Regions from separate parts of the Homo sapiens genome. Here region 2 is linked to region 1. Evidence: chromatin contacts called from ENCODE Hi-C data. All regions are on one chromosome and are shown on one strand. The core of a region is the stretch at or near the end of the contact, and the rest is flanking DNA. Distances in the headings are between cores, read along the strand shown.

What was found. Hi-C counts contacts between places; a loop is a spot of excess contacts on that map.
Region 2: a map of ascending aorta shows a loop between it and region 1 (2.3-fold over the local background). The contact joins the promoter of SYNDIG1 here to the promoter of ACSS1 in region 1. A Hi-C loop is called at or near these places in 1 of 168 maps with a recorded cell type or tissue (ascending aorta).

Annotation. Positions count from the first base shown.
Region 1 is chr20:25,055,948-25,060,556 of GRCh38, forward strand. ACSS1 (acyl-CoA synthetase short chain family member 1) reads right to left here and starts at 2,192. Exons shown (of 14, transcript NM_032501.4): 1 at 1,822-2,192. The coding sequence starts at 2,155. RefSeq lists enhancers at 1,288-1,417, 2,068-2,673 and silencers at 1,518-1,787, 1,918-2,447.
Region 2 is chr20:24,466,844-24,471,452 of GRCh38, forward strand. It overlaps SYNDIG1 (synapse differentiation inducing 1), which reads left to right and starts at 2,786. Exons shown (of 4, transcript NM_024893.3): 1 at 2,786-2,910.

The DNA of each region.
Region 1 (4,609 bases), core at 942-3,441:
GAACAGGAGGGCACGCACATCCCAGGGGAGAAAGCTGCTGAAAAGCTGTTTTTCAAGTTAGTTTTCTGAAGCTCAATTTCTGGCTAACGTAGCCATAAAGGCCATATTATCAGAAGAAATAAGTGAAGGAAAAGGAGACAGAAGAATGCTTGCTGACCACACCCTGATCCTGACCGAGCGAGGTTCAGAAGGTCCTTGCTGTTGGCCCCAGGAGGTCCGCCCCACTGTCTTATCTGAGTGGGGCTGCAAGTGTGCACAGGCCAACTGTGAATGTTCCCCATGACCTTGGCCTCACAAGTCCAGAGCAGGTCACTTTCCACCTCTGTCCTTGGGCAAGCTGCTCTAGTCTCCTTCAAGGGCACATTGCCCCAACTCTGCAAACCAAAGGGTTTGGTTTTTTTCCCACTAGTTCAAGGGCACTTGCTGCTGACTCAATGTTAAAGAAAACACTTATCTAGTAAGTGACTCATTTTAATTAAACCAGCAAAGTAATATACAATTTCGGGGAGTGGGGGAGGTCCAAAGTTCCTTCCAATTTCTTTGAAAAATAACTGCAAGACACTATCTATAATTGTATGACTATTTCTGAAGTTATCTAAAATCGCTACTGCTTATGGGTCACCAGTAAGCGCTGGGTCTGCTGCACACCTTGCAGCACTCAGCCTAACCTCTGAGCATGACTGCCCCCATCCTCACAATGAGGAGACTGAGGGCTGGGGGGGCAGAACAACAAGGACAACTGAGGGAGGAGTTGGAGAAAATGGGGCCCTGGTGACCCTGCCATAAAGACCCGCAGGTCCTTTCTTAAACACTCCCAAATCCAGCAAGCTGGTTATGACCACCCTTCTGGTCTGCATCCCTCTGATCAACACCGTGTCTGCCAGCCCCTCCCCGCAGGCCCCACACCCAGGCCCACCCTGCATCCGGAGCCCACCTCGCACTTGGCACCCACCCTGCGTGGCCAGCCCTGCCTGCAGTTCAGGGCCTCCCCCTCGGTGCCCAGTCAGCGCCTTAGGTGGGGGCGAGGGTGCTGTGTACGACCCCCAGCCCCAAATCTTAGCAGAGCAGCAGGGCCTCTGCTCAGCAAGTTCCAAACAACTGACCACCAGTCAACTGTTTGGGGCCGACGTCAGACCCCGCGGGTCCAAAGCAGGCCCCAGGTCGCTGGGGTGCAGTTCTCTGAGGCCGAGAACGAGAACGGGGAGGCCGCCGTTACTTCCTTCCCGTCCACAGGCCCCAGGCCCCAGGCCCGCAGCGAAGAAATAACTGGTTCCAGCTGCCACGCCGAGTTTCCTCCTCCCCAGGTCGCCCGCCACAGCTCTGTTTGTTTACGTGGGCAGGGCTTGTCCCCAGGCTGATCCCCGGGCACCGCAGCCCGCAGTGACAACCGCCACCGCTTTGTTTTTCCCTCCACCCCGGTATGGGAACGGGAAAGTCCCGACTCCGGGGCGCTCGGGTGTAGCCCGCGGCTCCCCGCCGGCTCTTGCTCAGCGGCGCTATGCACCCGGTAACGCAACTCTGGAGTCCGCCGAGCGAGGAGCCGCGCCGAGCAAGGCCAGCAGCGGGGCGTCCCAAGCGGCCGCCGGGTCCCCGCGGGCGCCGGCCCGAGCTGGGCACGTGGATCTGGGGCCCGATGGGATGAGGGACGGGGTGACGTGGAGCCACTGCTTAGAGCGGGCGGGGCGGACGGAATACCGGAGGAGGGGCCCCTGCAGGGCTGCGATCCGCGCTGCCCGGGGACGGCTGCCGCTGGCGAGAGGCTCCGAGTCCCCTCGGGACCCAAGAGTTGGGGGCGTCCTGGGTCTCCCGAAGCCCACTCACCAGAGACATTTAACTGGCCTCCCAGGAACCAGCCGATCTTGCCAGTGCTGAAGTCGCAGTCCCAGACGGTGTGGTAGGGGGTGTCCCACACGAGAGTGTCCCGCGCCAGAGGCCCCCAGAAGGCGGCCGGCTCCCGGGCTGCCTGTGCACTCAGCGCGGGATACGAGCCTGGCTGTGCTGCTGCTGCTGCAACTGCGGGAGCGCTGCCCGAGGGTCCCGAGGCCGCCCTGCGCGGCGCGCTCACCCCGCACGGCGGCCGCGCGGGCTGCCCCGAGAGCCCTCGCAGGCTGCCCAGCAGCCTCCCGACGCCGCGGCCCAGGGTGCGCGCCGCCATCTAGGCAGGCTACCTGAGCTCTCTGTGCTCCCAGAGTGGGTGCCTCACGCCCGGGGCGCCCCGTGGAGTCTCCGCGGGCCCCGCCCCTGCTCCGCCCTTCCGCCACCATCCATTCCTCCAGGGCCCCCTCCCGGAGCCCGCCCGGGTCCCACCCCTTCTTCTGCTGCCCGGGAGAGGGGGGGCCGCTTAGGAAGAGGGGAGCAGCGTGGGGAAGGGGTGCAGGGGAGCGCGGGGCGGAGCAGGGTCCCAGGCCCTGGCCCAGGCGCTGCGCTCCGGTGAGTCTGCGGTCCCACCCGGATGTTCCTCGAGTCGGCCTGTTTTGGTTTCAGTTTGCACGCTCTCCTGCAAGCCCCGACAGCTTCTTCGAGCTGCCAGAGGCACGTGCGGCCCAGGACCCCAGGACGCAGGCTCAGGGCCTGGGGCGAGGGGACCCTCTGGGATGGGGAGGAGCCGGGAGGGAGCCGGCACCAACGTTAAGGGGGCTGGTGCACCCAAGCGCACTGGTGGGTCCCAAGACAATAGGTCGGTCAGTTCCGCATCTCAGAGGCTGAAGCCAAGGTTTTCATGCCTTTGTGCGCCCCTGAGAGTGAACCCCACCCCTGGAGTCTCAGCAGCACGCGAAAGGGGCTGGCGCCTTTCTAGGCTCCCGCCTAGAAGCCAGGAGGCTGCGCAAGCCTGAGTCCGTGTTCTGGGTCCCATGCTCCAGCCCCCCAGCTGCCGGCCTCCGTCCTGGCGGGGGTCACGTCCTGCTGGGGGTCGGTGGTGGGTGATATGGGGCGATGAGGACTTTCTCCAGTTGCTGCAGCATCTGTAGCCTGAGTTCAAACTCTGTGACCTTGAGCAAGTTCCTTAACTTCTCGGTGCCTCGTTTTCCTTTTGGGGAAGACGGAAGTAATGTCTCCCTGGGGGGCGGGGACGGCGGGGGTGGGCAGCTGCAGTAAGGAATACATTGGACAATGTCTGTCAAGCGTCTACCCTTGCGTGGCCCCATAGTAAGCTCAGTAGTGGGGATGATGTTTTTGCAGCTGTGGAGCCAGGAAGGACAGAAGGAAACGTATAAAACTGGTCTCCACCGAGTTCTTAAATATTCTGACACCCAAGAAGTAAATTCATAACAAACGGGTAAACACAGGGAAGAGAGATTTTGGAAAACTGGTTTATTGAGTTCTCTGTGATGGGAAAGTTTCTTTCCCTTGAGCTGTAGGGCTTGCAGAGGGGAGGAGCCTGCCATTGGAGGAGCCTCTGCGTGGGCTAGCCACCAGCCCCTGCTGGGGAATGCTGCTGTCTGCCAGAGAAGACAGGAGTGTACCTAGAGCTGGAGAATCAGTGACATCTACTAGCATAACACATGCCCTGCACAGTGCTAGCGCTTGACCTGCATTTTCTCCTTTATTTATTTATGATACTTTTTTAGAGATAGGGCCTGTAGCCCAGGCTGGAGTGCAATGGTTCCCATCACAGCTCACTACAGCCTGGAACTCCTGAGCTCAAGCGATCCTCCTGACTCGGCCTCCTGAGTATCTGGAACTACAAGCGTGTGCCACGGCACCCGACTAGTCTACTTAATTTGAAACTTATCTAGTGCTGTCCATTCCCACCAACTGTCAAACTCCAGGTGGAAAAAATGAGGAAACTGAGCCCAAATAAATAAAAGGACTTACTAAAGAGCATGCAGCTGGCTAAGGGAAGAGCAAGACTAACACCCAGTGCCCCCAGTGGGGAGCTCGTTGGCCTAAGTTCATTTGAATAGAATATTAAAGACACCCAGTACAGGGCACTGAGAGGCAGAGGTCAGTGAGTAGTAAAATTGTAAACTGAGAAAGCTCCTAACTGTGGCAGGGGGTCCCAAAGACGGCCACCAACTCTTCCTTCCCACGCCTGCACCGCCTGCACATGATGGTGTGCTGCTCTGTCCAGAGGAGGACCCTGGCTGGCTGGATTGCTTTGGCCAGTACAGCCTGGTGGGAGGGATGCTGTGACAGTTCCATGTGGAGGTCCTGAGAGACCCCGTAGCCCCAGCTTATCCTCCCATGGAACCCAGCTGCGAGCTGTGAGGAAGCGGGGCTGGCCTTCCAGAGGAAGGGACCCAGGGCGAGGATGAAGCTGTCCCATCCACAGCCAGGACCAACTCCCAGACAAGAATGACGCCAATGTGGAGGCTCCTGTCCCAGCCAAGGCAGCCTCATGAGTCACCCCAGATAACACCTGGGATGCAAAGGAACCTCCCAGTCCACTTACAGAATTGTAGAAGGAATAAATTTAAGCCACTAAATTTTGGGATGGTTTGTAACTCAGCAGTGGTAACTGATACAACAACTGAGGCTGAAAAATGCATGGTTCTTTCACTCACTGACTATTGCCTCTCAGTGCCCTGTACTGGGTGCCTTTCTTCTCTCTGCCTTCCAAGTGTTGAAGTGCCCAGGAGCTCAGCCCTCAAATCCCCCTTTCTCCCCT
Region 2 (4,609 bases), core at 1,536-4,035, 590 kb before region 1:
TCAAAAGCTTTTGAGTTCAAGACATAAAGAGGAATATTTCCCATTTGAAAAAGTACTGAATCTGTGTTTCCCCTCATCAAATCACCTACCTCTAGGCATGTAAAGTTGGCTGGAGCCGGGCTTGGTAGCTCACACCTGTAATCCCAGCACTTTGGGAGGCTGAGGCAAGAGGATCACTTGAGCAGTTTGAAACCAGCCTGGGTAACATGACAAAATCCATGTCTCCACAAATACAAAAATTTGCCAGGCTTGGTGGTGTGTCTGTAGTCCCAACTACTCAGGAGGCTGAGGTGAAAGGATCACTTGAGTCCAGGAAGTTGAGGCTGCAGTGAACCATGATTGTGCCAGTGCACTGCAGCCTGGGCCACAGGACAACACTCTGTCTCAAAAAACACATTTACCTATGTAACAAAACTGCACATCCTGCACACGTACCCCTGAACTTAAAACAAAAGTTGAAAGTTAAAAAAAAATGTTGGCTGGAAGGTGTGGCAGCTTGCTCGGTGCCTGAGTGACAGTTCTTCCCAGCACAGGAGGTGGCCCACAGACCTCTCTTAGCTCTGAAAGTTCTGTAACATCCTCTGAGAGATAAGCATTGTTGAGAAGGTTACCCCAGTTTCCAAGAGACTTGGCAATTTCTACTGTGCCCCATTGCCTAATATGTGACAGCTCCTCACTGACTTTCTTGAAAGTCTTTATTTCAATGCTATATCACAGCATACCAGATAATATTTCAAGCCACAACAAGGGAATCACAGGTAAGAGAAACTGCCCATCGTGTGCTGGGCAACTGAGCTTCCCACCAGGAGCCCTTAATGAGCTGCTGCATCTGCCAGGAGTGGGTGACATCTGTTTCTTTACATACACGTCCTGGCCCTGTGAGTTTCTTTTGAAATGAAGTGTAAGGCCCCTTTGAATTACAGAAAGATGTGTGTGTGTGTGTGTGTGTGTGTGTGTGTGTGTCATGGGGGAAGAGTCCACCTTCTGTTTCTTTCTTTTTTTTTTTTTTTTTTGAGACGGAGTCTCACTCTGTCGCCCAGGCTGGAATGCAGTGGCGCGATTAAATTCAAACAGCACCCAGGAGACAAAGGCGAGTCCTGGCTGCAGCCCAGGCAGGTGTTCTCTCGTCAAAACAAAATCTGCCTCAAAAGTCAATCCAGAGGCTGGGCAAGTGAAAGAGCAGTGACTTAGAGGCAGGGAACCCGAGCTTCAGGCTACTCCTGCACATTGGGTGGCTACACAATCTCAATTACCCTTTTTAAACTTCAATTTCTTCATTTGATAAATGGGATCAATGACTCTCCACCTCAAATGGGTCTAATAGTATCTGCTCAACCTAATGGCTTAGATGGGAAACTGCTTTATTCAGGAAAGGACTCCGGAAAGGTAAGCTGCTTTATTAAAGTGTGGTGGCATGTTCTTCCAAGTTGAGAAGTTCTGCTAGATGGGAGAAATGAACAGTGCCCGTTTCTGAGTGTTCCAGACCACAGCCTTGCAGCTCTGGGGACCTAAAGGAAGAAACATCAGGTGTGTCTCGCGGGGCTGCAGACATGAAGACGGGGATGGAATTCAGGTGATAGTACTGGTTCCACTCATCCGCGCCTCCTTCAAATGCCTCCTTCTGGCACTCTGCATTTCAGCATTCTCTTTGGGCTGCGGAGGCTCCCTAGAAGCCACGTCCCCTGAAAGGAATATAGGAAGGACCTCTTGTTCCTGGCACCACCTTTAACTCCTGCCCCTGCCCACCAGGACACCTGGGCAAGACGCAGCGCAATGGTGGGTTACCAGGCAGGAGGGAGGGCTCTAGGAAGGTTGGGAGCCATGGAACTCTGGAGCTTAACCTTCTCTGACCACCAGTGTACCAGCCTGCGGGTGGCAGGACTGGGGCCTCTGCCTAGTGTTGAAACGGGGGCGCACAGATGCTTTTCTAAATAACTTTTGACCCCCTTTCTGGTAAATCTTTTTTTCAGAGTTGATTCTCTATGAAATCTACACTGCAAACACCACCTCCTCCGCTCCTAGAACGCAGACTGTCTTACCACCGCCCTAGTTTCCTTCCAATTCCAACTGGGGCGGGCCCGCCATGGGCCAACAACAGGCTGGCTCAGGGCTGAGGGGGTCTCTGGAGTCTGAACTCCGCGCCCGCTTGCTCCTCCAGGGCTTAGCTGGTCAGGACTTGAACATTCGCCGGATCCATAAATTGGGTCATTTTTAACCTCAAAACCGAACCGCAGCCTGGGGAGGCCTTTAGGACCGAGGGGAGCCATCCCTTCCTCTAGTCGGGCAGCAAATTCCTGTCCTCCTAGTCCCCCGCAGCTATCCCCCGCCCCCAGCCTCTGTGGCCCTCACATTGTCAGACACTGGCCGCGGGCCACCATCTGGACGCGATCCCCCGCTAGGGCCTCCCTGGTCTGGGCCAAAGTTGGTGGCCACCTTCGCGCGGGCTGCGCCCTCCTTCTCTTCCCTGCCCTCCTCCCCCGGGGCCCGCGCCCGCTGCCTCCAGCACGCGCGTCGGCAGGCTCGGCAAGCGAAGAGGAGCGGCTCGCCCCAGGGCGCCCCTCGCCCAGCCTGCCGGCCAGGCGAGCGCGACGAGAGTCTCCCCGCACCCCTTCCTCTCCCGGGGGCCGAGAGGGTTGGGCTCCGCCCCGGCGCCGCAGCTCCCGACTCCCCGCCGCTCGGGCTGCCGCCGCTGCCCCGCGCCCGGCGCTCGGGGCAGCCGGGGGCGCAGGCGGAGAGCGCAGGGCGGGGAGAGGCGTGGGGAGCAGAGCGGCGCTGAGGGGAGGGCAGAGGAGGAGAGAGCCTGGCAGCGGAGGAGCAGAGGCGGGCGCCGCACCGCCCCGCACGCTCGCTCGCTCGGGAGAGTCGCGGGCGGCCGCTTGGGCGCACTTGCCGGGTCACCTTGTCCCGGAGGTAAGTCCAGACCTCCCGGCCGCGGGGGCGGGCGGAGGGGCCCGCAGTGGGCGGGGTCGCGGCAGGGGCCGCGAGCTGGCGGCGGGAGCTGGAGGCTGCCCTGCGCTGGCGGGTGTCCTAGTCCTGGCTCCGCCTCGGAGCGCGCAGACCCGGCGGCGGCGTGGCGCCCGCGGTAAGTCCGGGTGGTCGCCGCGACGAGACTTGGGAGACACGGGGTCGCAGGGCGGGAGGGGGAGCTGAGCCGGCAGAGAAAATGCCCAGGAAGGGGTCGATGCTGGCCTGGGCTGCACCTTGGTGCCTTGCCACCCCGGGAGACGCGAAGGGGCTGCTGTGCGAATTCGATGGGAGCTGGTGAGACCGAGAACTGAGAGCGTAGCGGAGCCAGGCTGCCCAGCAGGGCCATGAGGGCGCGCGGCGGGCCAAGGCTCTGCGGGTTCGGGCTGCCCCTCGGAGTGACCCGAAGGAGACCAGCCAGGGCTGGTGAGCCGGGCGGCCACGGAGCTGGGGACCTAGGTCTGTTTGGGAGTAGGAAGGGAAACAGACTAATTCTCCGAGCGGAGCGGCAGGCAAGGTGCAAGCGCGCTTGGGATGGGGAATCCCGACGGGCGACCGTGGCGGAAGCAGAGACTCCTGGAGCCTCTTTCCTCTAGCCAGGACAAGACCTGCCTTCAAAAGCTGTCTGGCCCCTGGCAGCCGCGACAGCCTGCAGCCCTGGGAGCCACAGCCCTGGCGCCGAGATGGGAGCGAGCACATACGCTTTTTTGGTTCCAATTTGAATCTCGCTTTTTCCTAGTCGTGATTTCTGCCTCTTCATGTGCACTCTCTGGGCAGTGAGGAGGAAGGAATGGCTCACTGGATGAGTTGGGCACTTTTCTTAGGGAAGGGGCTTTGTCCCTATGCGCTTTTTGCAAGACCCTACTAGAGTGGCTCTGGCAGCCGAGCTTTGAGGAGGCGGCCAGAGGGGCCGCTTGGCGTTTCTGAAAGACGAGAGGAAGGGGTCTTCTGGTAGTCCTGTTTTCCTTTGGGGGTTTCGTTGCACGCAGAGGCTTGGGCGCTTGGCACCCAGACTTCAGGTGCGCACAGTCCTCCTGCGACGTCAGATGCGCTGGCGCCGCGGCGCTCCTGGCTCGGACCGATGCCTGCGCCTTCCCTGGCCACGTCCTGGTGTTTAGTGCAGCAGACACCGGCCGAAGGCTTGGCTGATTGGGGGTGTCGAGGGGAGGGGGGCTGGGCGTTACACAGTGGCTCCGTTTTCTGGTTGGAATCAGTTGGTGAGGCGTGCGCGCGCGAGTCCGTGTATCTGTCCGTCTCCCTCCTACAGCCCAGCGTGTTTGGTCTGAGTCCAAAGAAGGAGGTGGTGTGTGTGCTGCGTAGACCTGCGCCTGTGGGGTGAGCAGCCTCATAGCCCCCAGAGCCGGCCAACTTCTCCGTGCTAGGCTGCGACCTCAAGGGCTGCCGCGTCGGGGATCGGAAGTGGTCTTCAAAGAGGGGTCTAGGTCGCGAAATCCTGGCAGCAGCCGAAGTGAAAAGGAGCTGCTAGGAGGCGGGCGGGGGGCAGTCTGATGTCCGTTCTGGCGCGGACAGGAAGAAACTGAAGTCGAATTTTTAGTTGAATTGCGTGCTCTGTGTTTGGCGGTGGTGTGGCCCGTTCTTTTGGAGGTCCACACCACAGGTATGAGGCCTGTGGGCCCTGAGGAAG